Regions from separate parts of the Homo sapiens genome. Here region 1 is linked to region 2. Evidence: chromatin loops called from intact Hi-C (ENCODE). Cell type or tissue: heart left ventricle. All regions are shown on one strand. Each heading gives the region's core, and the rest is flanking DNA. Links, peaks and the distances in the headings are about the cores only.

Region 1 (15,226 bases), core at 2,786-10,785, 230 kb after region 2:
GCCTGGGTAACATAAGGAGGCCCTGTTTCTCCAAAAAAAAAAAAAAAAAAAAAAAAAAATCAGCTAGGTGTGGAGGCACATGCCTATAGTCCCCAGCTACTTGGGAGGCTGAGGCAGTAGGATCGCTTGAGCCCAGGAGGTTGAAGCTGCAGTGAGCCATGATCACACCACTGCACTCCAACTTGGGCAACAGAGTGGGACTGCCTCAAAAAAAAAAAAAAGTACAAAACAGTAAATTCGTTAGGCTAACATATGAGTGTGGCAAGAGAGAATAGAGAATACTCAGTTCAAGAGAACAATTAGTCACAAAGTCCAAGTGGAAGAGGGATGAGAAATGAGGTTGGTGAGGTAAGTGTGGATGGGCTATTCATAATGAAGGATATTGTAAGCTACGTGGAAGACGATGGACAATGGAGAGTCATTGAATGGTTTTGACCATAAGAGCAACATGATCAGATTTTTTTTTGTTTTTTGTTTTTTTTTTTTCGGTTTTTTTTTTTTTGAGATGGAATTGCTCTGTCACCCAGGCTGGAGTGCAGTGGCACAATCTTGGCTTACTGCAACCTCCGCCTCCCAGGTTCAAGGAATTCTGCCTCAGCCTCCTGAGTAGCTGGGACTACAGGTGTGCACCACCACTCCTGGCTAATTTTTCTATTTTTAGTAGAGACGACGTTTCACCATATTGGCCAGGCTGGTCTTGAACGCCTGACCTTGTGATCCGCCTGCCTCGACCTCCCAAAGTGGTAGGGTTACAGGCATGAGCCACCACGCCCGGCCTTTGTTGTTGTTGTTGTTGTTGTTGTTGTTGTTGTTGTTGTTTTTGAGACAGAGTCTTGCTCTGTCACCCAGGCTGGAGCGCAGTGATGCGATCATGGCTCACGATAGCCTTGACCTCCTGGGCTTTGGGTGATCCTCCTACCTCAGCCTCCTGAGCAGCTGGGACTACAGACATGCACCACCATGCCCAGCTAGTTAGAAACAGGGTTTTACCGTGTTGCCCAGGCTGGTTTTGAACCGCTAGGCTCATGTAGTCCACCCACCTTGGCCTCTCAAAGTGCTGGGATTACAGACATGAGCCACCATACCTGAGCAGAGTTATGCTTTTTAAAAAATTAATGTTGGCTTCAAAATGAAGAATAGATTGCAGGTGTTTAAACTGGAGACAGGCAGAACCAGTTAAGAGGTTATGACAGTGATTCAGGAAGAGGTGATGGGTTACCTGAACTAAAATAACAGTAATTTGGATGGAGAGAAGTCAGTGGATTTGAGAGACATTTAAGAGGCATAATTAGGGCAAGTGCTGTAATCCCAGCACTTTGGAGGGCCAAGGCAGGCGGATTCCTTGAGCTCAGGAGTTCAAGACCAGCCTGGCTAACACGGTGAAACCCTGTCTCTACTAAAAATACAAAAATTAGCCAGGGGTGGTGACACACCACTGTGGTCCCAGCTACTTGGGAGCCTGAGGCACAACAATTGCTTGAGCCTGGGGGGACGTGGAGGTTGCAGTGAGCCAAGATTGTGCCACTGCACTCCAGCCTGGGCAACAGAGCGACTCTCCCTCAAAAAATTAAAAATTAAAATAATAAAACAGCCTAGGCAACAGAGTAAGATCCTATCTCAAAAACAAACAAACAAACAAACAATAAAAACAGATGTTGCCAAATTCTTCACCATGGGAGTTGCACCATTTTGTCTTCCCACTGGCAATGCATGAATGTGCCTGTTTCTCCATAACTCATCAGTAGACTGTATGGTTGAGCTTTTGAATTTTTTTTTATCATTCTAACTAGTGAAAAGTGTCTCAGTATAGTTTTAAGTTACATTTCTCTTATGAATGAAGTTTAATATATATTCCATATGCTTGAGGGCCATTTTAATATAATTTTTGCCAATTTTGGTGTAACAAAGGAGGGAGAATAAGAATTGATATATGCACCTGCATGGTTTTTGTAAACAGAAGCACAGGATGGATAAGGAGAAACTAATGAAATTGGTCACTCCAGCGGGTGGGAGGTATAAGGTAGAAGGGTAGAGAAAGGTGAGTAACTCTTCTGTGGACCTTTTTGTAGTTTTTACTTTTATTTATTTTATTTTTATTTTGAGACAGAGCCTGTCTCTGTTGCCCAGGCTGGAGTGCAGTGGCGTGATCTTGGCTCACTGCAACCTCTGCCTCCTGGGTTCAAGCAATTCATGTGCCTCAACCTCCTGAGTAGCTGGGATGACAGGCATCTGCCACCATGCCTGGCTAATTTTTGTATTTTGAGTAGAGACAAGGTTTCACTATGTTTGCTAGGCTGGTCTCAAATTCCTGGCCTCAAGTGACCTGCCTGCCACAGCCTCCCAAGATGTTGGGATTACAGGTGCGAGCCACCATGCCTGTTTACTTTTAGAACCATGTTGAGACTTTACGTTTTCAAAAAGTAAAATTAAATCAGCAAAGTTGGGAAGTGGGATGCCAACTAACTCATGTAATTTACTTTTTGTATTTTATTTTATTTTAATTTAATTTAATTTATTTTATTTGAGATGGAGTCTCACTCTGTTGCCCAGGCTGGAGTGCAATGGCATGATCTCATCTCACCACAGCCTCCGCCTCCTGGGTTCAAGTGATTCTCCTGCCTCAGCCTCCCGAGCAGCTGGGATTACAGGCGTGTGCTACCATGCCTGGTGATTTTTGTATTTTTAGTAGAGATGGGGTTTCTCCATGTTGGTCAGGCTGGTCTCGAACTCCCGGCCTCAGGTGATCCGCCCGCCTCAGCCTCCCAAAGTGCTGGGATTATAGGCGTAAGCCACTGCGCCCGGCCTAAAATTTTTTTTTTAAATAAAAAATAGGCTAGGCACGGTGGCTCACTCCTGTAATCCCAGCACTTTGGGAGGCCGAGGCGGGCGGATCACCTGAGGTTGGGAGTTCGAGACCAGCCTGGCCAACATGGTGAAACCCTGTCTCTACTAAAAATACAAAAATTAGCCGTGCGAGGTGGTGCACGCCTGTAATCCCAGCTGCTCGGGAGGCTGAGGCAGGAGAATCGCTTGAACCCGGCAGGCAGAGGTTGTGGTGAGCTGAGATCGTGCCATTGCACTCCAGCCTGGGCAACAAGAGTGAAACTCTGTCTTAAAAAAAAAAAATTTTTTTTTTAAGTAGAGACAAGGTTTTGCTGTGTTGCCCAGGCTGGTCTCAAACTCCTGGGCTCAAGTGATCCCACCTTGGCCTCCCAAGTACTCCCACAGTGCTGGGATGAGGCGTGAGCCACCATGCCCAGCCAATTTTTAAACATGATACTTTGTATATATTTTCAGTGTAAAGATAAAATGAACTTCAAAGAAATCTTGAGCTCTACTTAGTAGATTTGTCATTTGTAGCAGTATTGCTGTAGCAATTCCATAACTACTTTGTGTATGTTACAGAATTGAATAAAGAAGTCAATGTTGTTGGGAGCCAGAGTTCTCACTGTAGAAGGGAAATTCAAATATGGAATAGGGAAAGACGAGGAAGAACTCTAAGGTACTGGATTGGAATTAGCTTGTTTCAATATAAACTCATGATTTTAAAAACATGTATAGCTTGAGGCCAGGAGTTGGAGACCAGCCTGGGTAACATAGTGAGATCCCTATCTCCACAAATAAAAAATAGCTGGGCATGGTTACACATGTCTGTACTTCTAGGTACTCAGGAGTTTGAGGCAGGGGAATCACTTGAGCCCAGGAGGTCAAGGCTGCAGTGAGCTATGATTGCACCATTACACCCCAGCCTGGGCAACCCCAGCCTTGTCTCTAAAAAAATAAAAATAAACTACATATATAGAAATTTGTATTTATCTATTATTTCCAGCTCTGTCCACGCAAAGGTAATTTAGAAGCAGTAATACCATAGTAATTATGGGTTACTAGTTTCTAAATGCCATTCTCTATTAAAAGGAAGCAGGGATCCTTGGAGAAATAACTAATTCTAGTCTTGGGACAGGGCAAAAGTTGATATAGTCTTCAAAAATTTCAGTGTCATAGGAAACAAAAAAGGGCTGAGGAACTGTCTCAGATTAAAAGAAACAGAAAATGACTAATTTTCTTTTTCTTTTCTTTTTTTTTTTTTTTTTTTTGAGATGGAGTCTCGCTCTGTCAGCCAGGCTGGAGTGCAGTGGCACGATCTTGGCTCACTGCAACCTCTGCCTCCCAGGTTCACGCCATTCTCCTGCCTCAGCCTACCAAGTAGCTGGGACTACAGGCGCCCGCCACCACGCCCGGCTAATTTTTTGTATTTTTAGTAGAGACGAGGTTTCACCATGTTAGCCAGGATGGTCTTGATCTCCTGACCTCGTGATCTGCCTGCCTCAGCCTCCCAAAGTGTTGGGATTACAGGCGTGAGCCACCGTGCCCGGCCAGTGACTAATTTTCTTAATGACATTAAGAAAACATAAACCAAATGCAGTGTGTGATCCTGGATTGGATTCTGAATGAGGAAAATAAAATGGACATTATTGGACAGTTAGTGAAATTTGAATATGGACTATACGTTAGACAACAGTATTGTATCAGTGTTAAATTTTCTGATTTTGATAAATATGCGCTGGTTAAATAAAAGAATGACCAATGTTCTTAAGAATTATACACTGAAGTATTTAAGTGTAAGGGGTCCTGAAGTCTACAACTGATTTCTCAAATGGTTCAGAAAAAAAGTACTAAGTACTTTACACGTGTGTGTGTGTGTGTGTGTGCGTGTGTAGAGAGAGAGAAAGGAGAGGGAGGGAGAGGGAAAAAGATTATTTAATTTATCAATTAGGTAAAATGTATATATGGGCATTCTTATACTATTCTTGCAAACTTTTTATGTTTGAAATTGTTTCAAAATAGAAAGTTTAAATTGTTCATTAGGAAAATACAAAGGGCTGAGCATAGTGGCTCACACCTGTAATCCTATCACTTTGGAGGCTGAGGTGGGAGGATCACTTGAGCCCAGAATTGTGACCAGCCTGGGCAACATAACAGGACCTCATCTCTACAAAAAAATACAAAAATTAACCAGGTGTGGTGGTGTGTGCTTGTACTCCCAGCTACTAGGGAGTCTAACATGGGAGGATTGCTTGAGCCTAGGAGGTTGAGGCTGCAGTGAGCCATGATCATACCACTTACTCCAGCCTGGGCAATGGAAGGAGACACTGTCTTTAAAAAAGAGAGAGAGAGAGAGGGAAAGAAAAAAGAAAAGAAAATACAGAGAACTGGCTGGGGCACAGTGGCTCATGCCTATAACCCCATACTTTGGCAGTCAGGAGAATCATTTGAGGCCAGGAGTTTGAGACCAGCCTGGGCAACACAGCAAGACCCCATCTCCATAAAACATTTTTTAAAAGTAAAAGAAAATACAAAGAACTGTTGTAGTGGCAGCAACCAAGTAAGAGAGCCAGAAGGGAGGTTGAGATTAAACAATTTAAATTTAAATTAATGAGGATTAATTTAAGCCGTTCTAGTATATAAGACCCAATCAGTTTTCCACTTTCCTTGGACATTTTTGCTGAGCATTCCACATCCCTCTTTAGTTACATGTGCCAGCTCATCTCATGAGTTTTATTGTCACAACTGACAAGAACCAAATATCCTGGGATTCCAGCCATGGCCTGCAGTCCTCACTTTTTTGGGGAGTTGCTTGCTTTCATTTTGTATGTATTACCAGGGATCTCCCAAGATCACCTTGGAAGTTGTGATCACACTTTGATTCCTGCTATTTCATTCACTTGTGGGATTTCTTGGCACCGTATTAGACACATGGTAGAGAGAAGAAGAAAGGAATCTCACTTTACAAATCAGAGTAAAACTCAGCATTTCTAAGGTCAGATAAGTGGTAGAAATAAGATTTAAAAGATTTATATCAGGCTTATCTGGCTGCAGAGTTCATATCCTTTCCACCTCAACCATATGTCTGTTTTAAAAATGGCTTAATAGATAGTTCCTGGCTTGGTGGATTTATTCTCTTGCCTTATTAGTTTTCTTCATATTATCCTTAAACAATTGCAAACATTATGTATCTATCTCACCTTTACAATCTGGCCTGCTTGCTTTTTCCATTTTGTTTCTTATATTATTTTAGCATACATTCAAATTATGAATTTATGGAAACAAGTCATATGAAACTAGATTGATTTCCTTTGTGAATAGCTTTGGTAGACCAGAGCAGTTCCATGGGCATAGTGTAACCTTATTCTAACAAAGACTTGTCAGAGCTTTTTAAGGTAATACCATTTTAGAGAAGTAAACTAGATACCAAGTTCATTAAACAGTCATGTTTAAAGAAAAAGATGCCAGCCTGGCCAACATGGTGAAACCCCTTCTCTACTAAAAATACGAAAAATTAGCCAAGCATGATGGCAGGCACCTGTAATCCCAGCACTTGGGAGGCTGAGGCAGGAGAATTGCTTGAACCCAGGAGGCGGAGGTTGCAGTGAGCCGAGATTGCACCACTGCACTCTAACCTGGGCGACAGAGTGAGACTCTGTCTCAAAAAAAAAAAAAAAATAAAGAAAAAGATGGAGCGGGGATCTGACTTTGTGAGAGATTTCCTTTCGTGAGGACTGTCCTTTAAATCCAGATCAGCAATTTGTGGCCAGTGGGCCAAATCCAGAATGTCGCCTGTTTGCTTGTTTGTTATTTTATTTAATTGAGTGGTTTTGACTATTCACAAACTATACTCACAAAGTTTTGCAACCATCCCTGCTATCTAATTCCAGGATGTTTTCATCACCCCAAAAAGGAACCTCTTACCCATCTTAGCAGTCACTTCCTTCTCCCATACTGGCCCTACCCCAGAAACCACTAATCTATTTTCTGTTGCAATGGATTTTCCTATTCTGAACATTTCACGTAAATGAAATTATAAAGTGTGTGGCTTTTTAGCATAATGCTTTTAAGATTCATCTATGTTATAGTATGAATCTGTACTTCTCTTTTTTGCGGCCAAATAGCATTCCATCATTTGGATGTACCACATTCTGTCTATCCATTCATCAGTTGGTGGAACATGTGGTTGTTTCTATTTTTTGGCTATTATAAATAATGCTGCTATGAACCTTCATGTACAAGTTTTTGTGTGGACATGTTTTCTTCACTTTTCTTGGTATATACCGAAGGGTGGAATTGCTGGGTCATATGGTAACTCAGTGTTTAACTTTTTTGAGGAACTGCCAAACTGTTTTCCAAAGTGGTACCACCATTTTACATTCCCACCAGAAATGTGTGAGGGTTCCAATTTGTCTGCATCCTTGCCAACACTTCTTATTATCAATATTTTTTATTATAGGCCAGGCGCGGTGACTTATGCCTATAATCCCACACTTTGGGAGGCCGAAGCAGGCAGATCACAAGGTCAGGAGATTGAGACCATGCTGGCTAACACAGTGAAACCCCATCTCTACTAAAAATACAAAACTTAGCCAGGTGTGGTGGCACACACCTGTAGTCCCAGCTACTTGGGAGGCTGAGGCAGGAGAATTGCTTGAACCCAGGAGGAGGAGATTGCAGTGAGCCGAGATTGCGCCACTGCACTCCAGCCTGGGTGACAGAGCAAGACTTCGTCTCGAAAAAAAAAAAGAAAAGAAAAAAAAATTTTTTTTTTATTATAGCCCTCCTGGTGGGTGTGAAGTGGTATCTCATTGTGGTTTTGATTTTCATTTCCCTAATGACTAATGATGTTGAGCATGTTTTCATGTGCTTGTTGTCATATTTGTGTATTTTCTTTGGAGAAATGTCTGTTGAGATGCTTCACTCATTTTTTAATTGGGTTGTCCTTTTTTATTGTTGAGTTATAAGATATGTATGATTTGAAATTTTGTTTCTTTTCCTTTGTGTGTTGTCTTTTCATTTTTAAATGGTGACTTTGCATAAAAGTTTTAATTTTAATGAAATTCAATTTATGTTTTATTTTTTTTTTTTAATTGATATGGGATCTGTCTCTGTAACCCTCACTGGAGTGCAGTGGCACAGTCATGGCTTACTGCAGCCTTACCCTCCCAGGCTCAAGCAATCCTCCCATCTCACCCTCTTGAGTAGCTGGGACTGCAGGCGCACACCACCATGCCCAACTAAACTTTTTTTCTTTTGTTGCTGGTGCTTTTGGTGTTGTGTCTTAAAAAACATTGCCTAATCCAAGGTCATGAATATATACACCTGTGTTTTCTTCTAAGAGTTTTGTAGTTTTAGATTTTATATGTAGGTCTTTGATCCATTTGAATTAATTTTTATGTATGGTGTGAGGTAAGGATCCAACTTCATTCTTTTACATGTGGACATCCACTTGTCCTGGCACCATGTGCTAAAAAGACTATTCTTTCCTTCTACTTAATTGCTTGACACTCTTTTTTTTTTAAGAGACGGAGTCTGGCTATGTTGCACAGGCTGGTCTCAAACTCTTAGTCTCAAGTGATCTTCCTGTCTTAGTCTCCCAAATAGCTGGGATTATAGGTACAAGCCCCTGTTCCCAGCCTGTCTTGATACTCTTATCAGAAATCAATTGACTGTAAATTTAAGGATGTATTTATGAACTCTCAACTCTAGTCCATTGATCTAAATGTCTATTCTTATGCCAGTACCACACTGTTTTGATTGCTGTAGCATTGTAGTAAGTTATAAAATTGGGAAGTATGAGTCTTTCAACTTTGTTCATTTTTCAAGATTGTTTTGTCTATTCTGGGTCTCTGGTATTTCCATATGAGCTTTATTTTATTTTAATTTGAAAAAAATTTTTTGAGACAGAGTCTCACTCTGTTGCCCAGGCTGGAGTGCAGTGGCATGATCTTGGCTCACCGCAACCTCCACTTCCTGGTTTCAAGCGATTCTCCTGCCTCAGCCTCCTGTGTAGCTGGGATTACAGGCATGCATGATGACACCCAGCTAATTTTTTTTGTGTTTTAGTAGAGATGGGGTTTCACCATGTTGGCCAGGCTGGTCTCAAACCCCTGACCTCAAATGATCAGCCCAACTCAGCCTCCCAAAGTGCTGGGATTACAGGCGTGAGCCACCACACCTGGCCCATATGAGCTTTAAATTCAAATTTATTGCCACCTGTTTTTATAAGTAAAGTTTTATGGGAACACAGCATACTCACTTATGTATTGCTTATGTTTGCTCTAGTGATTCAATGGTAGAATTGAGTAGTAGTGATATAGACCATATGGCCTGCAAGACCTACAATATTTACTATCTGAGCCTTTACAGAAAAGATTGCTGACCTCTGCTTTAGATGATGGAGTAAACTCATGCTTTGAAGTACCAGAGGGCAGAACTAGGAACTATTCATTAATTCAGTCATATTTTCAAGCAAATATTGAATGCCTACTATATGACAGAAATGTTCTAGACACTGGGAAAATAATATAGCAGTGAATAAGACCAACACAATTCCTGGCCCCATGAAGCTTCTTGCCATGACCTGTAAAACACCCTTAGGATCTGGCCTCTGCTCACCTCCCTGAGCCCATCTTGCTCATCTTACTCTGTCCCCTTCATCACAATGCTCTAACCACATTGGCTTTCATTCTGTTTCTTTGGCATTATCAGGCCTGTTATTTTTATACTCATTATTCCATATGCCTGAAATGCTTTTCCTTCACATCTTTATGTAACTTGCTACTTCTCAGCATTCAGATTTCACCTCAAATATTAATTCCTCAGAGCGGCTTTCCCTGACCACTATATCTAAAGTATATCCAGGCCAGGTATGGTGGCTCATGCCTGTAATCCCAGCACTTTGGGAGGCCAAGGCCAACATGGCAAAACCCCGTCTCAACTAAAAATACAAAAATTAGCCAGGTGCAGTGATGTGTGCTTCGAACCCCAGCTACTTGAGAGACTGAGGCAGAGAATTACTTGAACCTGGGAGGTGGACGTTGCAGTGAGCTGAGATTGCGCCACTGCACTCCAGCCTGGGTGACACAGTAATACACTGTCTCAAAAAATAAAAATAAATAACATATATTCATCACACTTAGTACCATCTGAATTCATCTTACTGATTTATATGTTTGTTTATTTTCTCTCTTACCCTACTAGAGTTCTCTTAATTGCCACAACAACCTTTGCATGTGTAAGAATGCCTAGTATATAATAGGTGCTTGAATAATTGTTAAAAGATTGAATTAAGGCCGGACACAGTGGCTCACGCATGTAATCCCAGCACTTTGAGAGGCTGAGACAGGCAGATCACTTGAGCCCAGGAGTTCAAAACCAGCCAGCCTGGTCAACATGGCAAAACCCCATCTCCACAAAAAATACAAAAATTAACCAGGTGTGGTGGCACGCATCTCTAGTCCCAGCTACTCAGGAGGCTGGGGTGGGAGGATCGCTGGAGCCCGACCAGAAATATAATCGCTCCTTTTCATGACTTTTAGGAGGATTTTTCTTTCTCCAATATAGTTCACATTGGGCTGTGCTTACATTTTTTGTTTCTTGGGATTTTTTTGTTTTTGTTTTTGTGAGACAGAGCCTTGCTCTGTTGCCCAGGCTGGAGTGCAGTGACGTGATCATGGCTCACTGTAGCCTCCACCTCCCGGATTCAAGTGATCCTCACACCTTAGCCTCCCCAGTAGCTGGGACTACAGGTGCACGCCACCACACCTGGCTAATTTTTTAAATTTTTGTAGAGCTAGCATCTCACTATGTTGTCCAGACTAGTCTCCAACTCCTGGGCTCAAGCAATCCTCCTGCCTAGCCTCCCAAAGTGCTGAGATTACTGGTGTGAGCCACCATGCCCAGCCTGTGCTGTAAGTCTTGAACTCTCTTGGTGCAATGGAAAAGACATATTTGGATTTTATTTCTGATTCTGCCACTCAGCTATCAAAGTAACCACTCAAAGTGCTTTACAAATACTGTTCATTTCCCACAACAACCCTATGAGGCTATCTACAATTATTATCTTTTTTACTGATGTAGAGCCTGAGACACAGAGAGGTTAAAGAACTTGCTCAAGGAAATACAGCTTGTACACATAAAATGATATTTGTTGTATTTTATGGACAACTTAATGGATTTTCAAGGGTAATTATGTGAAGTACTTAGGACAGGGCCTGACACATAGTAAGCTAAGTTTACCTATTCTTATAATTATTACTACTCCATATAAGTAATTCTTAGGCACACTAAAATTTGAGAAAACATTGAGCTGGATTAAAGAAGGAACAAAAGAAAAGATTTTATGGAAATGTCTGGATATTCAAATCATTCTGACTTTAAGACAACATATCATTAAGTCAATGGAGAGTGAGTGAGGAATTTTTTAAAGTTTTATTTGCTGTCAGAACTTACTCCATTCTGTTAAAATATTGCACCTACATAACCTTAATACATGGTAATAAGTATGTGTATTGTGAAGCTTAAATAAATTGACAAAAGTGAAAGCTTAGCATCTACCCTGGCATTTAGTAAGTGTTCTGTTAATTTTGCTGGATTTTAATCTAAATCTTGCTTGTTCAGACTCATTCATGCTGTTTTTTAAGAAGTTAGAGAGAAGCACTTGGCTGTCTGCTTCCTGTCTTTCCTAGTTGGCATTTTTTGTGGAGGCTTCATTAAATATCTGTAACTTTCATGCTCTTTGACATTGACCCTTTAGGTTGAGCCTCATTACACAAGGGTTTAGGCCTGAAGTCAGCAGGTACGTTAAATGTGTATATGATGAATCTCACTGGGTTGTAGTTAAGAGAGGGTCCTTATGTGTAGCTACACAAACTGGATCACAGGCTTTGCCTGAAAGTCAGAAAATGTTCTCAAAGATCCTTTAAGCCTCTTCCTAAAGCCTGACATTCCTGTTTTTTTCTGGGTTTGTTTGGTATCTCTCTCCTTTTTCTTTTTCTTATTTTTATTTTATTTTATTTTATTTTTGAGACAGAGTCTCTCTCTCTTTTTTTTCAAATCCCCAAGATAAAGACTCTGACCTAATTTACCTTACTGCACCAGGCTCTACCTATTTGAATTAAGCTCTGGAAGATCCAAGGAGTTTTTTATACTCCTGTACCCCCAGCATCTGAACAGTACCTGGCATGCAGTAGGTGCTTGATGAATAATTTGCCGTGTGAGGCTGGGCGCGGTGGCTCACGCCTGTAATCCTAGCACTTTGGGAGGCCGAGGCGGGCGGATCATGAGGTCGAGACCATCCTGGCTAACACGGTGAAACCTCTGTCTCTACTAAAAATACAAAAAATTAGCCTGGCGTGTTGGCGGGCGCCTGTAGTCTCAGCCACTCAGGAGGCTGAGGCAGGAGAATGGCATGAACCCAGGAGGCGGAGGTTGCAGTGAGCTGAGATCATGCCACTGCACTCCAGCCTGACTCTGTCTCAAAAAAAAAAAAAAAAAAAATGCTGGGTGAATAAAAGATTAGCCTTCTAGTTAATTGGCTGTCCTTGGATTGAATGTTTCCTGGCAAATTTTCTGTGACTGAGAGGGTATCCCTTGAAGGTACTGTTTCAGACATATCTCTTTTTCTGTTTTTGTTTTGTTTTGTTTGAGACACGGTCTGGCTCTGTCGCCCAGGCTGGAGTGCAGTGGTGCGATCTCAGCTCACTCCAACCTCCACCTCCCAGGCTCAAGTCATCCTCCCAACCTCAGCCTCCCGAGTAGCTTGGACTACAGGCACATGCCACCACACCCAACTAATTTTTGTGTTTTTTGTAGAGATGGGGTTTCGCCGTGTTGCCCAGGTTGATTACAACTCCTGAGCTCAAGCAATCTGCCCAAAGCAGATTGGGCAGCCTCCCAAAGCACTAGGATTACAGGTGTGAGCCTCTGTGCCTGGCTGACATACTCCTTCTAATGGTAAAAGCAGAAATGTGTTTGGATCTCACTTTTACTGCTTTCTACTGTCTGAACTTCAGTTTACTTTTCTGCAAAACGGGATCAATGAAACTTGTCCTTTATGGCTCAGAAGTGCCCAGTATCAAGTGAGATCATGAATATGAAAGTACTTTATATATTGTAAGACGCTAGTCAGTTTAAGTCCACTTTGGCCACTCACATGCACTTGGAAAATATTGAAAATGGAAAGACTGGTTTACCTGTTCAGTTCCACTTCTTGGTGTTGAGTTCCCCAGGAGAACCCCTAACCAACTCTCTTCCTGTCTCTTCATTTGCTCCCCCAGGGTCACTCAGGATGTGTCAACTGTCTGGAGTGGAATGAGAAAGGAGAGTAAGTATGAGCTAGAGCACCTGAAGGGTGCTGGGGAAGGAAGTAAGGAGGGTGGAACAGCAAGGCTCCTCCTGAGAGGATCCAAGGAAAAGATTGGACCCAAATGAAAAGAGACTGCTGCTGTCTGCCGTTCTTCAGCTTAGCCCATAATTTTCAACACAATTAAACAATCTCAGATAGATGGAAAGTTGGATGACCATCCAAACCCTGTTTTGTTTTGTTTTGTTTTGTTTTAGAGACAGAGTCTCATTCTGTCACCCAGGCTGGAGTGCAATGGCGTGATCTTGGCTCACTGCAACCTCCGCCTTTCAGGTTCAAGCGGTTCTCCTTAATCAGCCTCCCAAGTAACTGGGACTACAGGCATGCGCCACCATGCCTGGCTAATTTTTTGTATTTTTAGTAGAGACGAGGTTTTGCCATGTTGCCCAGGCTGGTCTCAAACTCCTGAGCTCAGGCAATCCACCTGCCTCAGCCTCCCAAAGTGCTAGGATTACAGGCATGAACTACCGCGCCCGGCCCAAAACCCTGTTTTTTTAATAAGCCAATGTGTTTAAGAATGATAGAAATTTCTTGGCCGGGCGTAGTGGCTCACGCCTGTAATCCTAGCACTTTGGGAGGCCGAGGCGGGTGGATCACGAGGTCAGGAGATTGAGACCATCCTGCCTAACACAGTGAAACCCCGTCTCTACAAAAAAACAAAAAATTAGCCGGGTGTGGTGGCGGGCGCCTGTAGTCCCAGCTACTCAGGAGGCTGAGGCAGGAGAATGGCGTGAACCTGGGAGGCGGAGCTTGCAGTGAGCCGAGATCGCGCCACTGCACTTCCAGCCTGGGGGACAGAGCGAGACTCCATTTCAAAAAAAAAAAAAAGAATAATGGAAATTTCTCAGGACAAAATAGAAGAGAATCAGCTGTTTACAAGGCAACCTTAAATTCTGTGACATTTACTGTTCTTCAAATTCTGTAACCTAACTCCTTGTAAACTGAGAACATGGGATGGGGAAAGGGAGCCTAGGAATTTGAGGAGAGATCACAATCCCTCACTCTGCTTTCAGCTTGCTGGCCTCTGGTTCCGATGACCAGCACACGATTGTGTGGGACCCGCTGCACCACAAGAAGCTGCTCTCCATGCACACGGGACACACCGCAAATATCTTCTCTGTCAAGGTGAGCAGGACAAGCCACAGAGCAAGCACAAGCCACAGATCAAGCACAAGAGTGACTGGGCTGTGGCCACGCCATGTTGGTATGTGTGTGTCCCATATACCGTCTAGGGTCACAGACAACCTTATGATCTAAGTATCTGTTGGTGATTCCTGAAACCTCATTTCTCTTCCATGTTCTTCTTCCTCTTTTAGAGCTAAGCGGCCAATTCTAGATGAATTTATCTTTATGTGAATGGTAGTGGTGGGGGTATGGTTCTGAACGTGAACTTAGAGAGCAGGCATACCTGGGTTTGACTCCCTTATCTGCTTCTTGGGCATTGTGTGACCTGGGCAAATCACCTGACCTGTCTGAGCCTGTTTGCTCATCTGTAAAAAAGGAAGCAGCGAAGGAAAATCTCCCAGATTTGTAAACAAATTAATTTTTTTAAAAGGAAATAACAGTCTACAAGGTTGATGTGACAGTTCAATGAGATAATTGATAAAAATAAAGTCTGTGCCCAGTGCTTTTTATCTGTTCTACCCCTTCATAGGAAATGAATATTTTGATTTGTTGGAGGAGGGGAGTTGAGCGGAGGAGAGGTGAGAAGGGGACTTACAAGTGTCTTCAGACCTTTGAAGCTCTGTTGAAGCCCTGGAAATGACATGAGACATGTTTTTTTGTTGTGGAAAACAGACCTAGGACTAGTGGCTGTAAGTCCACAGAATTAAATGTGGGCCTGAGGAAAGAAAGAACTGTCTAATGCTTAGAGCTCTTTGAAAAATGTAGAATGGGCCCCTGGAGGAGATGAGTAAATGTCCTATCCCTGCACTTGTCCACTCGCCAGGTGCTTTATCTCCAAGATTTAAAGTTGGAAGAAATGGCCTGCAAGGAAGGGCCTTTCCAGCTCTGAGATTCTATAATGGATAGATG
Region 2 (15,226 bases), core at 4,379-12,378:
TTATTTATTTATTTATTTATTTATTTTTTTGAGATGGAGTCTCTCTCTGTCTCCCAGGCTGGAGTGCAATGGTGTGATCTTGGCTCACTACAACCTCTGCGTCCCAGGTTCAAGCAATTCTCCTGCCTCAGCCTCCCGAGTAGCTGGGATTACAGGCGTGCATCACCATGCCTGGCTAATTTTGTATTTTTAGTAGAGACGGGGTTTCTCCATGTTGGTCAGGGTGGTCTCCAACTCCCAACTGCAGGTGATCTGCCTGCCTCGGCCTCCCAGAGCGCTGGGATTACAGGCGTGAGCCACGGTGCCCAGCCATAAATGTTTAATAAAATAAAGATATTAGCAGCTTCCATGTGGGAGCCACCTGGGCGCTGGGCACTGTGCCAGATTCTTTATTTGCATTACCTCGAATCCCCACATTACTCGATCAGATAATTCTTCTTGCTCCTATCCTGCAGATGAGGAAACTGAGGCCCAGAGAGGGGAAGTCAGTTGTGTAAGTTGACCTAGACAGATTCTTCGAGTTCCCTACATTATCACACTCTTGCTTTTCTCCACCACAAAGGCAAAACATTGATGAGGCAGGGGGACGGACAAAATGGGCCTTCCAGAGGTGCTCTCAGACCCTCCCAGCCACACTACAGCCGCAGAGCCCTCCGCTCACAAACCATCCTGGCCTCATCAGAACCTGGGGAGGGTTCCTAGTTGTGCAGGGTAAGTAGTATGCTCAGAGCTGCAAACATCTCATTAAGCAATTACCACAGGGAGCACCAAGGCAAGGAAGTGATCTCACTGCCATCTCGACACCACCCTGCCGCCAGGGTGGGAGTAATGGGGGTAATCATGGCAGCGGTGGCAGTGACATTGATGGTGATGCTGAGTGACGAAAAGGTGATGGCTCTATTAGATCTCGATGTTGGCGGAGGAAGTGAGGGGGCTGGTAATGACTTGAGGGTAGTTCAAGTGATTGCTAATGGTGGTGGCAGATCATAGTCTTGGTGGAGAGGTGACAGTGGTAGTGGTGATTTGTGGGGCAGACGCTGTGGCTTGGCTCTCTCAAGTCCATTTTACCCTCCTAGCTGGGGCAGCTGGACAGCAAAGCACTGCCTGTCCCTTCCCTGCTGTGCCTGCGTGGGGGACAGGCTCCACCAAGAGACTCACTGCAGCAGGGTTTGGAAGGCAGAAGTGAGGCTCAATCCTCTCTGTGCTTCAGTTTCCTCATTTACAAAATAGGAATAGGCCAGGCGCGGTGGCTCTCGCCTGTAATCCCAGCACTTTGGGAGGCCGAGGCGGGTGGATCACCTGAGGTCAGGAGTTCGAAACTAGTCTGAGCAACATGGTGAAACCCCATCTCTACTAAAAATACAAAACTTAGCTGGGCGTTGTGGTGGGCACCTGTAATCCCAGCTACTTGGGAGGCTGAGGCAGGAGAATTGCTTGAACCCAGGAGGCGGAGATTGCTGTGAGCTGATACCACACCACTGTACTCCAGCCTGGGTGACAAGAGTGAAACTGTGTCTCAAAAAAATAAAAATAAAAATAAATAAATAAATAAAAATAAAATAGAAATAATAATAGAACAGTGCCTGGCACATAATAGGCACTATGTAAGTGTTGGTTGTTGTTGCTAAATTGTCATTTTATTAATTTTAAGTTATTTTGTGCCCCCTTTTGGCTGTTTCTGCCAGCCTGCAAGGTTGCAGGAACACGAGGTTTTTCTGCACTGGTGATCTGGTGTCAGGCTCCAGCCTCGAGCTTGCTCAGAGGTAGTCGCAGGGATGAAAGCAGGGGTAGCAGCTTCTTAAATCCAGCTTTCTGATCCCTGCATTGAAGCTTCAGTGGTAAGTTGTTGAATTCATAGCTCTGGCGTTGACTTTCTCAGTGGGTCGAGTATGGAAAGGTCTGGAATCATTCCTGGAGGCCTGGCTCATTGAGCCTCTCTGATGGTTGTGCAAGGACCTACTGCTCTGTATTAAATACTTTGCTGCTAAAAACACCAAGAGGGGTTTCTGTTTCCTGCATTGACCCTGCCCTCACCAGACCCTGCCGCATTCTCTGCATCCCCTCTTCTGGGTCCTCATCTCTGCTGCTCCTTCCTTGGCGTCATCATTGCCACCTCCATGCGTTCTGGAACTCTACCTTCCAGGCTCCCCCTCCCTGAGTCCTCTCCTCTCGGTCTCTTCCTCTTCCTCCTTCACGGTGGGGCTTCTCGGGGGGCTGGCCACCGCAGCCTCACATGTCCCAAACTCATTGCATGGTCTTCTCTCCCCAGTTTGGCCTGTTTTAGCCTGGGGCCCAAACCACAAAGAAAGCTGGGAGCCTCCTTAGAACTTGAGCCTCTTTCCTCCCTCCACTCTGTCTGGGCCTTCTAACATTCAGTGAGCGCCTACTGTGTACTGGGCCGAGCAGCACCCAGAGTTGAGGCTGACCCAGTGTGGGCTCCTGGATGTATGTAAACACCTGTGAAGTTCCGCAAATGGGAGGGATGGGGGAGAGCTCTGTAATAAGTCTAGATTTTTAACAGTCAACAGGGAGGTTCAAAGATGCGGCCGCCTTGCCTCAGTTTGGGTCGCCTCTAAAGGGCCCTTTCAGCCCCAGAATTCCCTGTGGAATAGGCTGAGGCCTTGGCTGTAGCTTCTGCTTCTCACTCCCTTTTGGGGTGGTCCCTGAGAGCAGCCCCCCGTAAGCTGCTGAGTGAGGATCTCCTCTGAGTCTGTTTCAGGGTCCCAGAGCCCAGAGCCCAGAGCCCAGAGTGACTGCTCCTGAGACAACCAACCAGCCATAGTGGAGGCTCTGGCTTGGCTTCAGCCCCCCGAGGGTCAGACTTTACTGCCTCCTCCTTCTTTCTCCATTTCGGGAGCCACCGCCTGAGGCCAAGGTTGTGGCCTGTCTAAATCTCCACAGCTTCTTAAGTGGTTTCCCCCCCCCCGGCTCTCTTGCCTCTTCTGACCCCTTCTCCACAGGGCAGCCAGAAGGATCCAAGCAGATCCAGCCAATCTCCAGCTTAAGCCCTTCAAGGCTACCCATTGCTTTGACGATAAATTGAGCTCCTGACCCCGGGGGTTACCTCCCAGCTCTGCACACCTCCTCTCAGCTGCTGCAGCTGCCTCAAGGCTGCCTCCCTGTTCCCCATGCCTCCCTCTGTAGCAGGGCTCTTTTCCATTTCCCTCAGCTCCTTTCCAGCCTTCAAATTTCAGTCAAATGTCCCATCCTCAGGGACAAGGGCATGTCTGCTCCCCAGGGGCAGCCTGTTACTGGTTAATGGGAGGCTCAAAGGCCTGGCCACCTTGCCTCAGTTTGGGTCCACTCTGAAGGGCCTTCCCAGTTTCTCAGGGAAACCACTTCTTTTTTTTTTTTTTTTTTCGAGGTGGAGTCTCCCTCTGTCGCCCAGGCTGGAGTGCAGTGGCGCGATCTCGGCTCACTGCAACCTCTGCCTCCCGGGTTCACGCCATTCTCCTGTCTTAGCCTCCTGAGTAGCTGGGACTATAGGCACCTGCCACCACGCCTGGCTAATTTTTTGTATTTTTAGTAGAGATGGGGTTTCACCATGTTAGCCAGGATATTCTCGATCTCCTGACCTTGTGATCTGCCCACTTCGGCCTCCCAAAGTGCTGGGATTACAGGTGTGAGCCACTGCGCCCGGCAATCCAATTTCTAACTACATATTTATTCGTGTGATTAACTACTGGATGTCTGTAAGTCGTCCAGGTGCAAGGACAGTACCTACCTCGTTCACCAGGATATACTGGAAGCCCGGCACCATGCCTGGCTTACATAAGAGGCACTCTGTAAAAGCTGAATGAGTGAATGGAGGGATGAATGAATGAAAGCACTCTGTAAACTCTAAAGCAGGAGTGATGGGAAAGGATGGACGATAGTAATTGTAAAATAACTACTGTCTAGCAGGCAGAGGCAGCAACACAGCAGGAGTCTCCCCAGCCTGTGGCTGGGCAGGCTGTACCCTGAGTGGCCTCTTCCCCACCGCACCTCACCCTACACTCCAGGGTCACAAGCTTGGTAAGTCTGAAAATAACAGCAGCTATTTCACCCATACTGCCTCATTGAACCTGCACGAGAGGATCTTGGGGTGATGCTATCATTATTCCCACTGTAAAGATTTGGAAACTGGGGCTCAGGGAGCTTCAGTAATTTACCCAAGATAAATGAATGGTGGGGCTGGGATTCAAACATAGGTCTATCGAAGGTCATAGCCCACCCAAGCGTTCATGTTGACACTCTCCTGCCCCTCTGGTCACCTTTAAACCTTTCAATCTCTTCATCCCCATCTTTTTTTTTTTTTTTTTTTTTGAGATGGAGTCTTGCTCTGTCACACAGGCTGGAGTGCAGTGGTGTGACCTCAGTTCACTGCAACCTCCGCCTCTTGGGTTCAAACAATTCTTTTGCCTCAGCCTCCAGAGTAGATGGGACTACAGTTGCCCACCACCACACCTGGCTAATTTGTGTATTTTTAGTAGAGATGGGGTTTCACCATGTTGGCCAGGCTGGTCTCGAACTCTTGATCTCAAGTGATCGCCCGCCTCAGCCTCCTAAAGTGCTGGGATTACAGGCATGAGCCACCATGCCAGGCCACCCGTCCCCATCTTGTCTTCTCTGGAGTCCCTGTGCTCTCCCCAGCAGCTTTGAGCAGGCACCTCTCAGAGCCTCATTTTACCTGTCTGTAAAATGGACACACACATCTCTGACTGTTTTGTAATGAAGGTCCACGAGGATGGGAATGTTTTTTGTAAAACATGTAAACATGTTCTGTGTAAAAGGGCTGAGTGAGGTGGAGCCCAGGTAGTGAAGACGCTGCAGTGACCTGCCCAAGGTCACCCTGTGGTGGCAGGGGAACAGGTCTCTGCCCTCTGGCTGGGCACCATGGGCAAGTGAGTGTGAGGGTGGGTGGCTGTGTGAGTGTGACTGTGCGTGTAGACTACCCCAGGACCAACCTCTTGAAGGTCAAGAAAAGCCCCTGTTGCAGGCCGGGCATGGGTGGCTCACGCCTGTAATCCCAACACTTTGGGAGGCCGAGGCGGGTGGATCATCTGAGGTCAGGAGTTTGAGACCAGCCTGGCCAACAGGGTGAAATCCCGTCTCTACTAAAAACACAAATATTGGCCCGGCGTGGTGGTGGGCACCTGTAATCCCAGCTACTCAGAAGCAGAGGCAGGAGAATTTCTTGAACCTTGGGAGGCAGAGGTTGCAGTGAGCCAAGTTTGCGCCGTTGCACCCGAGCCTGGGTGACAAGAGAGAAACTCCGATTCAAAAAAAAAAAAAAAAAAAAGGAAAAGCCCCTGCTGCTTCCAATTTTAAGGCTTCCAGTGTTATTAAATTAAAAAATAAAAAGGCTGCGGAAAACATCATGCATTTTAAAGGTTTATGTTTAACAAACGAACTTTTTAAAAACACACACACAATGCAATGCCATGTAATTGTGCTATTATTCACAAGATAATTAGAGGATTTATAGAAAATATGAATTCATAGTGCACAGTGGGAGGTGTGGCTGGGTAATGAGATGCAAGCGCACAGTGGCCTGGCGAGCAGCTCCTGCGTTCCTCCCATTGTGTCCCTTTGTTACTACATGTTACATCCTCATTTGGGCATACCAGTGGGCAAGAGACCTTCCTCCACCTGGCCTCTGCCTCGTGTTATCTCCCCACACTCGGCACCCTCTCTGGCTTTTTTTTTTTTGAGACAGTGTCTTTTTTTGAGACACAGGGCAGGGACAAGTCTTTGGTTAATCTTCCATTAATTAATCTATGTATCAGTTACTCACAGATGTTTATTGAGCTCCTATTTTGTATTCTGGAATCCATGTTTTGCTCTGGGGACATGGCAGTGAAGAAAACAGACAAGGTCCCTGCTCTCGGGAAGCCCACAGTCTTGGGTGGGAGACAGACACTTAAGTAAATCAGGCCATATAAACAGTGATAGGGGCTGTGAAGGGCATTAACAGGAACTGAGATGGAATTACAGGAGACTGGCCGGATGCAGTGGCTCACGCTTGTGAGCTGGGATTACAGGGGTCTGCCACCATGCCTGGCTAATTTTTTGTATTTTTACGTTATTTATTTATTTATTTATTTTTGAGACAGAGTCTTGCTTTGTTGCCCAGGCTAGAGTACAGTAGCGCTATCTCAGCTCACTGCAACCTCTGCCTCTCAGGTTCAGTTCAAGTGATTCTCCTGTCTCAGCTTCCCGAGCAGCTGGGATTGCAGGCGCCCGCCACCACGCTCGGCTAATTTTTGTATTTTTAGTAGAGACAGGGTTTCATTGTGTTGGCCAGGCTGGTCTCGAACTCCGACCTCAAGTGATCCACCCACCTTGGTCTCCCAAAGTGCTGGGATTACAGGTGTGAGCCACTGTGCCCAGTCCCAAACCATATTTGAATTAGAGCTGAAGGGCTCCAGGCCCAAATGACTGTTGAGGGGCAGGACCAGCTGCGTCACTGTCACTCTCCTTTCCAGAGAAAAGCTATTCTGGTCCAATTCCTAGCTGCGTGCCTTTGGGAAAACTCTTTCATCTCTCTGTGCCTCAGTTTCTTCATCTGTAAAATTTTTTTTTTTTTTGAGACAGCATCTTGCTCTTGTTGCCAAGGCTGGAGTGCAATGGCGCAATCTTAGCTCACTGCCATCTCCGCCTCCCAAGTTCAAGTGATTCTCCTGCCTCAGCCTCCTGAGTAGCTGGATTACAGGTACCCGCCACCATGACCGGCTAATTTTTTGTATTTTCAGTAGAGACGGGGTTTCACCATGTTGACCAGGCTGGTCTTGAATTGCTGACTACAGGTGATCCTCCTGCCTCAGCCTCCCAAAGTTCTGGGATTACAGGCGTGAGCCACCACATCTGGATTTTTTTTTTGAGACGTAGTCTCGCTCTGTCGCCCATGCTGGAGAGCACTGGCATAATCTTGGCCCACCGCAACCTCCGCCGCCTGGTTCAAGCGATTCTCCTGCCTCAGCCTCCAGAGTAGCCGGGATTACAGGCATCCACCACCACGTTCGGCTAATTTTTGTATTTTTAGTAGAGACGGGATTTCACCATGTTGGCCAGGCTGGTCTCGAACTACTGACCTCAGGTGATCCGCCTGCCTGGGTCTCCCAAAGTGCTGGGATTACAGGTGTGAGCCACTGCGCCCAGCTGTAAAATGATAATAAGCATACCTTAAATATAACTTCCTTTTAAGGCTATTCAAGAAATAAATGTGCTAAGGGCCTGTAAAGGGCTGAGCACAGAGGCTGGCATAGTCAGTGCTCAATAAATGGAAAGGAGAAGATGGAGATGAGGAGGATGGAGGTCCAGAAAGTTGGAGAAGTGTTGGCCTGGTTTCCTCTATCCTGGGACGTCAGGGCTCCCCTCAGCCTTGGCAGTTCCAGGAATGGCCACGAGATGGCGCCTGAATCCCAGTTATGAGGGACTCAGCGGCGCTTCTTAGCAGAGGAAGCTGTTTGCGGGGAAAAAGGGCCAGAGAAGCAGGTAGGCTCCTCAAGCTTGGATGGAGTGGGGCTTGGCACTAGATTTGCTTAAAGTCCAGCCACTTCAGCCTCTCCCTTCGGTTTGTCTCCTAGGGGTTCCCTGTACGTACCCCTTTCCCTCCAGCACTGGAGCCCGAGTCTCCCGCTGAGCAGGCACCTCTCCCTCCACGCCCAGGCTTCTTAAACCAACCCCTCCTCCCCTTGTCATTCATGAACCAGGTAGGAGGACTTAACGGAACACTTCCTGTGGGCCTTGCAGGGTGGGGAGCCAGAGGAAATGACCTGGTTCCTGTTCTTAGCATCCTGGGGGTGGGATAGGAGGTAGGAATAGAAACCAAAAGAGATAAATGGAAAACAGGCAGGATTGGCTTAAGACTTCTCCATCTGTAGGCCGAACCCGTTATCCTCATTTTGCAGATGCAGAAACTGAGGCTCAGAAGCGTTCGGCCACGTGCATGCATTGCCTTTCCCATTGGTGCTCCATCGCCAGTAATGGATAAGTAATAAGTAATAAGGTGAGTTATATCTAAATATATCCATAGACTCATTCAACAGCATCTACAAGAGCGCCGCAGTTCCAGCAAGGATCAGACTTGGCCCCTGCCCTTGGGAGCTGGCAGTCTGGAGGGTGAGGCTGGGTCTGGGGACCCAGAGGATGCAGTTGTTGGTCTCACCTGAACCGGTTGTGGGAGGGAAGGGAGGAAATGTGTGAGAGACTTTGTAGATTTCTTATGCGCAAAGGACCTGCTCCAGGATAACTTTCAAAGAGGCAATATCATGACTCCCATACAAATTAAAATGAACATGTGTCAAAGATTTTCTTTGACTTATTAATTGACATGGAATCAGCAAGATGTTAAAATAAGTTCAACTGAGAATTTGACTTACGGGTATTTATATTCTCTACTGGACAAAATTCCTTTGCACGGTTATGAGCAGGAATCATTTGCTTTGTGATCTGTTTTCCTCAGATTGCCTCTATCCCTACAGAGCTATAAAGCCAATCAAAGACAATCAAAAGCACACAAGCACACACCCCTAAAGAATCAGATCATCACTAGAGGGTCACAGCCAACACCCGGCACTCCTCTGAAAGGAACACACCCAGAAATCTCTTGCCTTTTCCCAGGCTTTGATATATTTTCTTGGCCGACTCCTGGAAGGATCAGGATGAATCAGGTAGCAGCCATTGCTGAGCAGGCAGGCCATCTTAGAGCTTGGTCCTCCTCTTTGCAAAATCTTCCCCATTCAGGCGGTAACTTCTAGCTGCAGCCAGGGTCAGTAACCGCCAGCAGGTGGCGCTGAGGCAAAAATCTCAGCCGCACGTGGGGAATTCTTTGACCCTTGCGGCCCCGCAGGAGTCAGGTTTCCTGACTTCAGGATTTCACGGGACCCTTTCTCCCCACCCCCTCCCCACCTTCTTCTTCTCCTCCTTCTCCTTATCCTTCTTCTCCTCCTCCTTCCTTCTTTTTTTTTTTGGTTGTTGTTGTTTAGTTTTTTGAGACGTGGTCTCGCTATGTTGCCCAAGCTGGTCTTGAACCCCTGGGCTCAAGTGATTCACCCGCCTCGGCCTCCCAAAGTGCAGGGATCACAGGCGTGAGTCACCGCGCCGGGCCATTCCCCCTCTTTTGGGTCAAGTTTTCTCATGATCACAGGGCTGCTTCCAAGTGAGCTCATCTCCAGCCATAAATTCAGCCATTCACTGATTCAATCAATCTTTGATTTGACAAAGTGTCCAGGCCCCAAGTCGTATTCCTGAGGCTCTCCAGGAATTCTTTGTGTCCAAGAAGCAGCCCTTGTCTCTGCTTGTCCGGCTTTGCTGCTCCCAGAAGGAGCAAGGCCTCACTCACCTTTGAGGATGAATTCTGCCATCTCAGGGCCCCATCCCATGCTGCCCCCCCCCCCACCCCTGCCCTGCCTTTGGGTGTATCCACACCCCCCTGGAAACCTGGAAAAGGCACCTCAGCAGAGGATGAATAAAAAGCTTTACTTCTTTCTCTCCTTTCAAGCTCTCATTCCTCCCCCCCCTTTTTTTTCTTGAGACAAAATCTTATTCCGTCACCCAGGCTGGAGTGCAGGGGTGCGATCTCGGCTCACTGCAACCTCTGCCTCCTGGATGCAAGTGATTCTCATGCCTCAGCCTCCCGAGTAGCTGGAATTACAGGTGCACACCACCACGCCCAGCTAATTTTTGTATTTTTAGTAGAGACGGAGTTTCACCATGCTGGCCAGGCTGGTCTCGAACTCCTGACCTCAGGTGATACGCCTGCCTCAGCCTCCCAATGTGCTGGGATTACAGGTGTGAGCCACCGCTTCCGGCTTCATTCCCATTTTACAGGTGAGAAAGTGGCTACTGCTCCTCTGGGTCTGTCCTGGTCGTCGGGGAAGGCTGTATCTCTTTGCTATACTCGGCTTTACTCAGGCCAGAGGATGGCTGAAGAGCTGTCCCCAGGCCTCACTGTTTCCCTGGCCTTCCCATAAACTCACATTCATGGAGGACTGCAGCATAAGAAGCACCTCCTATGCGCTTCCCAAGGGCCTGGAAAGTTCTCCAGAATGTAGTGGGAATAACTACAAGCACAGTCCCATCCCAACTCAGCAGGCAAGGAGTGCTGGGGTGACCACAGCTCCCTCCTCAGCTGAGACCCTGCCCTGGGGTAGGGGCAGCAGGCCAAGGGGAAGGAGGTGGGCAGGCAGGGTGTGCAGGCCATCATGGTAGTGAGGTCTGCACCGGGGCCAGGGCACACATCTGTCCCACTGGGTGCTGGCTGGGCAGTGTTTCCCTGGCTCCTTGGCTCTTCCCTGTATGCTGGGTGCACAATTGTGGGGCATCAGGGAGAAAACCTTCCTCTTCTAGGTTAGGGTCTCTGCCCTCTGCCCCGTGACTGTGACAGCAGCAGGAAAGAAGTCACCACAGTGCTCCTGCGTCTCAGGGATTCCCTAAAAGGAGAATCAGAGAAAAGAGTAGGAGTCCTTGGGAAGCAGATCCTGAGCAGAAAGGTCCCTGGTCTCTGGCCACCTGAGGCCTATAGGCAGTGAGATCTGCTGGGAATGAAGTGGATGGTGGGGTAAATTTGAAGGCAGGTAGGGGAGAAGCAGCACCAGACCCCCAGGGCCCGGACAGGCCAGCGGGCTTCCTGCAGTTTGCACGACCTTGCATCTCCCTTCCTTTCCTGGGAAGCATGTGGTCTGATAGCTTCCAGGATGACAGCTTGTGCTGGGGCCTGGACTTCTCTGCTCTGACAGATTCAGACATCTGTCTTAGTTTGTTTTCTGTTGCTTACAACAGAATACTGAAACTGGGTAATTTCTAAAGGAAATGAATGTATTTTTAAAGTTCTGGAGGCTGGGAAGTCCAAGGTCGAGGGGCCACATCTGGTGGGAGTCTTCTTGCTGGTGGGAGCTCTCTGCAGACTCCTGTGGGAGGGCATGACGTCGCATGGTGAGGGGGCTGAGTGGTGTCCCTCAGTGTCCCTTCCTCTTCTTATAAAGTCCTCAGTCCCACTCCTATAATCACCAATTAACTCATTAATCCATTAACCCACGAGATTAATCCATTCATGAGGGCAGAGCCTTCATGATCCAATCACCTCTTAGAGGTCCTACCTCTCAATATGGCCACACTGGGGATTACATTTCGGCATAGGCTGGGTGCACTGGCTCATGCCTGCAATCCCAGCACTTTGAGAGGCCAAGGTGGGCTGATTGCTTGAGCCCAGGAGTTCCAGACCAGTCTGGGCAACATGGTGAAACCCCATCTTGACAAAATATAAAAAAATTAGCCAGGCATGGTGGTATGCACGTGTAGTCCTAGCTACTCCAGGGGCTGAGGTGGGAAGATTGCCTGAGCCCAGGGAGGTTGACGCTGCAGTGAGCCATGACTGTGCCACTGCACTCCAGCCTATGCAACAGAGCGAGGTCCTGTCTCAAATATATAAAAGAGCTGGGCGCGGTGGCTCACACCTGTAATCCCAGCACTCTGGGAGGCTGAGGCGGGCGGATCATGAGGTCAGGAGATCGAGACCATCCTGGCTAACACGGTGAAACCCCTTCTCTACTAAATATACAAAAAAATTAGCCGGGCGTGGTGGCAGGTGCCTGTAGTCCCAGCTCCTCGGGAGGCTGAGGTAGGAGAATGGTGTGAACCCAGGAGGTGGAGCTTGCAGTGAGCCGAGATCACACCACTGCACTCCAGCCTGGGCGACAGAGCGAGACTCCATCTCAAAAAAAAAAAAAAAAAAAAAAAAAAATATATATATATACACACACACACACACACACACACACACATATGTATATACACACATATATGTATATATACACACACATATATGTATATATATACACACACACATATATAAAAGAAAAAAGTATTTCAACATGAGTTTTGGTGGAGACAAATAGTCCAACCACAACAATATCCCAAAGTTATTCCATCAGGATGGGTCCCTGGGGGTTTTGTAAAGGCAGTATTTCATTTCCTCAGATGTACTGTGAGAAACTGCTGGAATTTCTGGTTTGGGGAAGGCTGAGGCCCTCAGAGGTCTAGATGAGATTTTTTGGTTTCTTCCTTTGCTGGGAAAAACGGATCAGGATGGCCTCGTTTAGACTGTCAGACACTCTGGGATCCTTGGACTTCCCTCAGGAGAAGAAAAGTTGGACCTTCTACCACCAATAGGAAGGGCACTCAGAAATCCTGGTGATATGGCTCTGATGATTGGAGGAACACCAGGGTCCTTGGTTCTCATGCTGGTTTAGATAAAACGACACAGACACATGTAGAGTTGTTTTAAGGAGTGGAGAGTTTAATAGGCAAGAAGGGAGAAGGCAGAAAGAAGAAGCTCCCCCATACAGAGACAGAGAGAGGAGGACTCCAAAGCTGAGAGAGGGAACCCCAAGTGGGGTGCAAACCAGCCAGGTATATATACAGAGGCTGGAGGAGGCGGTGTCTGATTTGCATGGGGCTCAGGGGATTGGTTTGACCAGGCCTGTCATTCACTTAGCCCGCAAAAAAGCTGGCCCTCCCACCCTAGCCTTTTAATATGCAAATGCAGGGTGCCAGGATGTTTTACACACGTGGGGATATGTGGGGGCAGCCATGTTGCCAGGAACATGTGGGGCAAGAGCAAGAAGGCTGCAGGAATTGCCATGTTGGGTGGACCCAGTTTCTAATGACCTGCATTTGCATATTAAAGGCTTTTCTGGAGATGCTTTAAAAAACAAAAACTTTCCAAGGACTCCTTTTCCTCTCTATCTGCCTAAAATAATTTCTTAATAACTCCTACAACACTAGTATTCTGAATATCAGAGGAACTGTGGATTTAATTTGGCTGTTATGCTGATGAAGCAGGGTGCACCTGAGAGGGCCAGGAATGTTAGCAGCCGTGTCCTATGGCGTGGGCTCCCTCCCTCCGTTTCCAAAGGGGCAGATACAGGAGAAGGTGGAGGGCTCTGCACAGCTGCCTTTGGTGCCTGAAGTCCCACTGAGGCAAATCTGGGCCACACAGCCTCACTCCATTACCGCCTTTATGAGTGATTTCTGGAGATATTCCAAGCCCAGCACATTCTTATCCTCAGGTATTTTAGAGATCTATTCGTAGGGCACAAATCATCCCCAAACTTAGCAGCTTAAAACAATATACATTTGGCCAGGCATGATGGCTCACGCCTGTAATCCCACCACTTTGGGAGGCCAAGGCGGGCGGATCACCTGAGGTCAGGAGTTTGAGATCAGCCTGACCAACATGGAGAAACCCCATCTCTACTAAAAATACAAAAAATTAGCCGGGTGTGGTGGTGCATGCCTGTAATTCCAGCTATTCGGGAGGGTGAGGCAGGAGAATCATTTGAACCTGGGAGGCAGAGGTTGCAGTGAGCCGAGATTGTGCCCCTGCACGCCAGCCTGGGCAACAAGAGTGAAACTCCGTCTCAACAACAACAACAACAACAACAACAACAACAACAAAAACCCCAAAACCAATATACATTTGTATACATTTATCCTCTCACTGAGCTTCTGAGGGTCAGGAATCCAGGAGCAGCTTAGCTGGGTGGCCCTGATTCAGGGTCTCTCTTAAAGTTGTGGTCAAGATGTCAGCTGGGACTGGGCGTGGTGGCTCACGCCTGTAATCCCAGCACTTTGGGAGGCCAAGGCGGGCAGATCATATGAGGTCAGGAGTTTGAGACCAGCCTGGACAACATGGTGAAACACCTTCTCAACTAAAAATACAAAAATTAGCCAGGCATGGTGGCACGCACCTGTAATTCCAGCTACTCAGGAGGCTGAGGCAGGAGAATTATTTGAACCCAGGAGGCAGAGGTTGCAGTGAGCCAAGATCGCGCCATTACACTCCAGCCTGGGTGACAGCAAGAGTCCATCTCAAAAAAAAAAAAAGATGTCAGCTGGGATGACCGACTCCTGAAGGCCTGACTGGGGCTGGAGGATCTGCTCCCAAGGCAGCTCACATAGTTGGCAAGTTGGTGCTGATTGATGACAGGCGGCCTTGGTTCCTCACGCATGGGCTTCTCCACAGGGCTGCTTGTACATCCTCACAACATGGTGGCTGCCCTCCCCAAGAGGAAGCGTTCCAACATGGCAGGGTTGAAGCCACCAATCTCTTTTATGGCCTAGCCTTGAAAATCACACGCTATCACTCCTGCTGTACTCCCTTGGTCACCCAGGCCAACCCTATTTAATGTGAGAGAAGACCACACAAGGTTGTAACTAGCAGGAGGTAGGGGTTGCTGGGGCCATCTTGGAGGCTGGCTACCTCACCAGCCTTTGGGTTAATCTTCAGGTAAATCTTCAAACTTTATACTCAGTGGTTCCCATGCCTCCGAGAACTACCTAAGAGAACCCATTTATGCCTGAGGTTGCAATTTTTTGAATTTTTGCAATGAGACCTTGGCGGTGCCCTTGAGCAGTAGGATATAAATAACTCCCACATGCTTAGTGTTCCAATAATGGAACACTAGGCATAAATGGGTTTAAGCATCTTCTATCCATGAGGGGCTCTGTGTTTGAAGAAGGATGAGGAAGATGCCCCGTGCAGGCCCCACCAACTTCCCAGTGGCTCACTTCCTGCTTTGCCCCTCACTCACTGGCACTTTCTGTGTTTCAGCAGCCTGTTCTGGCCATAGCAAAAAGGGGTCCTCCAGCGACTGCCACAGCTGTTCCAACAACAGCCTCAGCCTTTGGCATTTCATGGTTTCCTCAGGAAACTGACTAGATGAGCCCATTTCTTAGGGACAGCCCAGTTTAAGACCACAGGGACAACCTTGAACCCACTAACTCTATCCTCATCTCACTCTACCAGCCAGCTACAGTGAAGGTTCTTTTGGAGGCCAGTGACAGAAGCCAACTCAGCCAAAAGTGGAATCCAAGGCCGGGCGCGGTGGCTCACGCCTGTAATCCTAGCACTTTGGGAGGCCGAGGTGGGCGTATTACCTGAGCTCAAGAGTTCAAGGCCAGCCTGAGCAACACGGCGAAAACCCGTCTCTACTAAAATACAAAAAATTAGCCGGGCGTGGCGGCATGCGCCTGTAGTCCCAGCTGCCTCGCCTGTAGTCCCAGCTACTTGGGAGGCTGAGGCAGAAGTGCTTGAACCCGGGAGGCGGAGCTTGCAGTGAGCCAACATTGCGCTACTGCTCTCCAGCCTGGGCGACAGAGCGAGACTCCACCTCCAAAAAAAAAAAAAGTGGAATCCAGTGGGAGGGTGCCAGAGTGCGTCACAGTACAAAGGGAAATTGAA

The links. Peaks named below come from ENCODE experiments on the same cell type or tissue, not always from the same donor. Only the 100,000 strongest peaks of a DNase experiment are listed, where the experiment ranks them.
Region 1: a loop joins it to region 2, with 2.9 times the contacts of the local background. A loop is called at or near these places in 65 of 110 quality-filtered maps.

What each region holds. Positions count from the first base shown.
Region 1 is chr1:27,269,133-27,284,358 of GRCh38, forward strand. WDTC1 (WD and tetratricopeptide repeats 1) reads left to right here. Exons shown (of 16, transcript NM_001276252.2): 4 at 13,107-13,153; 5 at 14,206-14,317. Among named protein-coding and RNA genes, the nearest start is that of WDTC1, 42 kb to the left of the region's middle. In heart left ventricle, for the core only: no CTCF peak of the experiment used is centred there; no DNase peak of the experiment used is centred there.
Region 2 is chr1:27,037,326-27,052,551 of GRCh38, forward strand. It overlaps LOC101928391 (a long non-coding RNA gene), which reads left to right. Exons shown (of 8, transcript XR_007065559.1): 3 at 563-711; 4 at 7,569-7,694; 5 at 7,893-7,990. Among named protein-coding and RNA genes, the nearest start is that of TENT5B, 32 kb to the left of the region's middle. RefSeq lists enhancers at 638-1,138, 4,949-5,501, 8,979-9,479, 12,311-13,128, 13,129-13,944. In heart left ventricle, for the core only: CTCF peaks have their summits at 7,380 (motif pointing right), 7,591, 8,771 (motif pointing right) and 8,970; DNase peaks (open chromatin) are centred at 7,406 and 8,786; H3K4me3 peaks cover 651 bases; H3K27ac peaks cover 273 bases.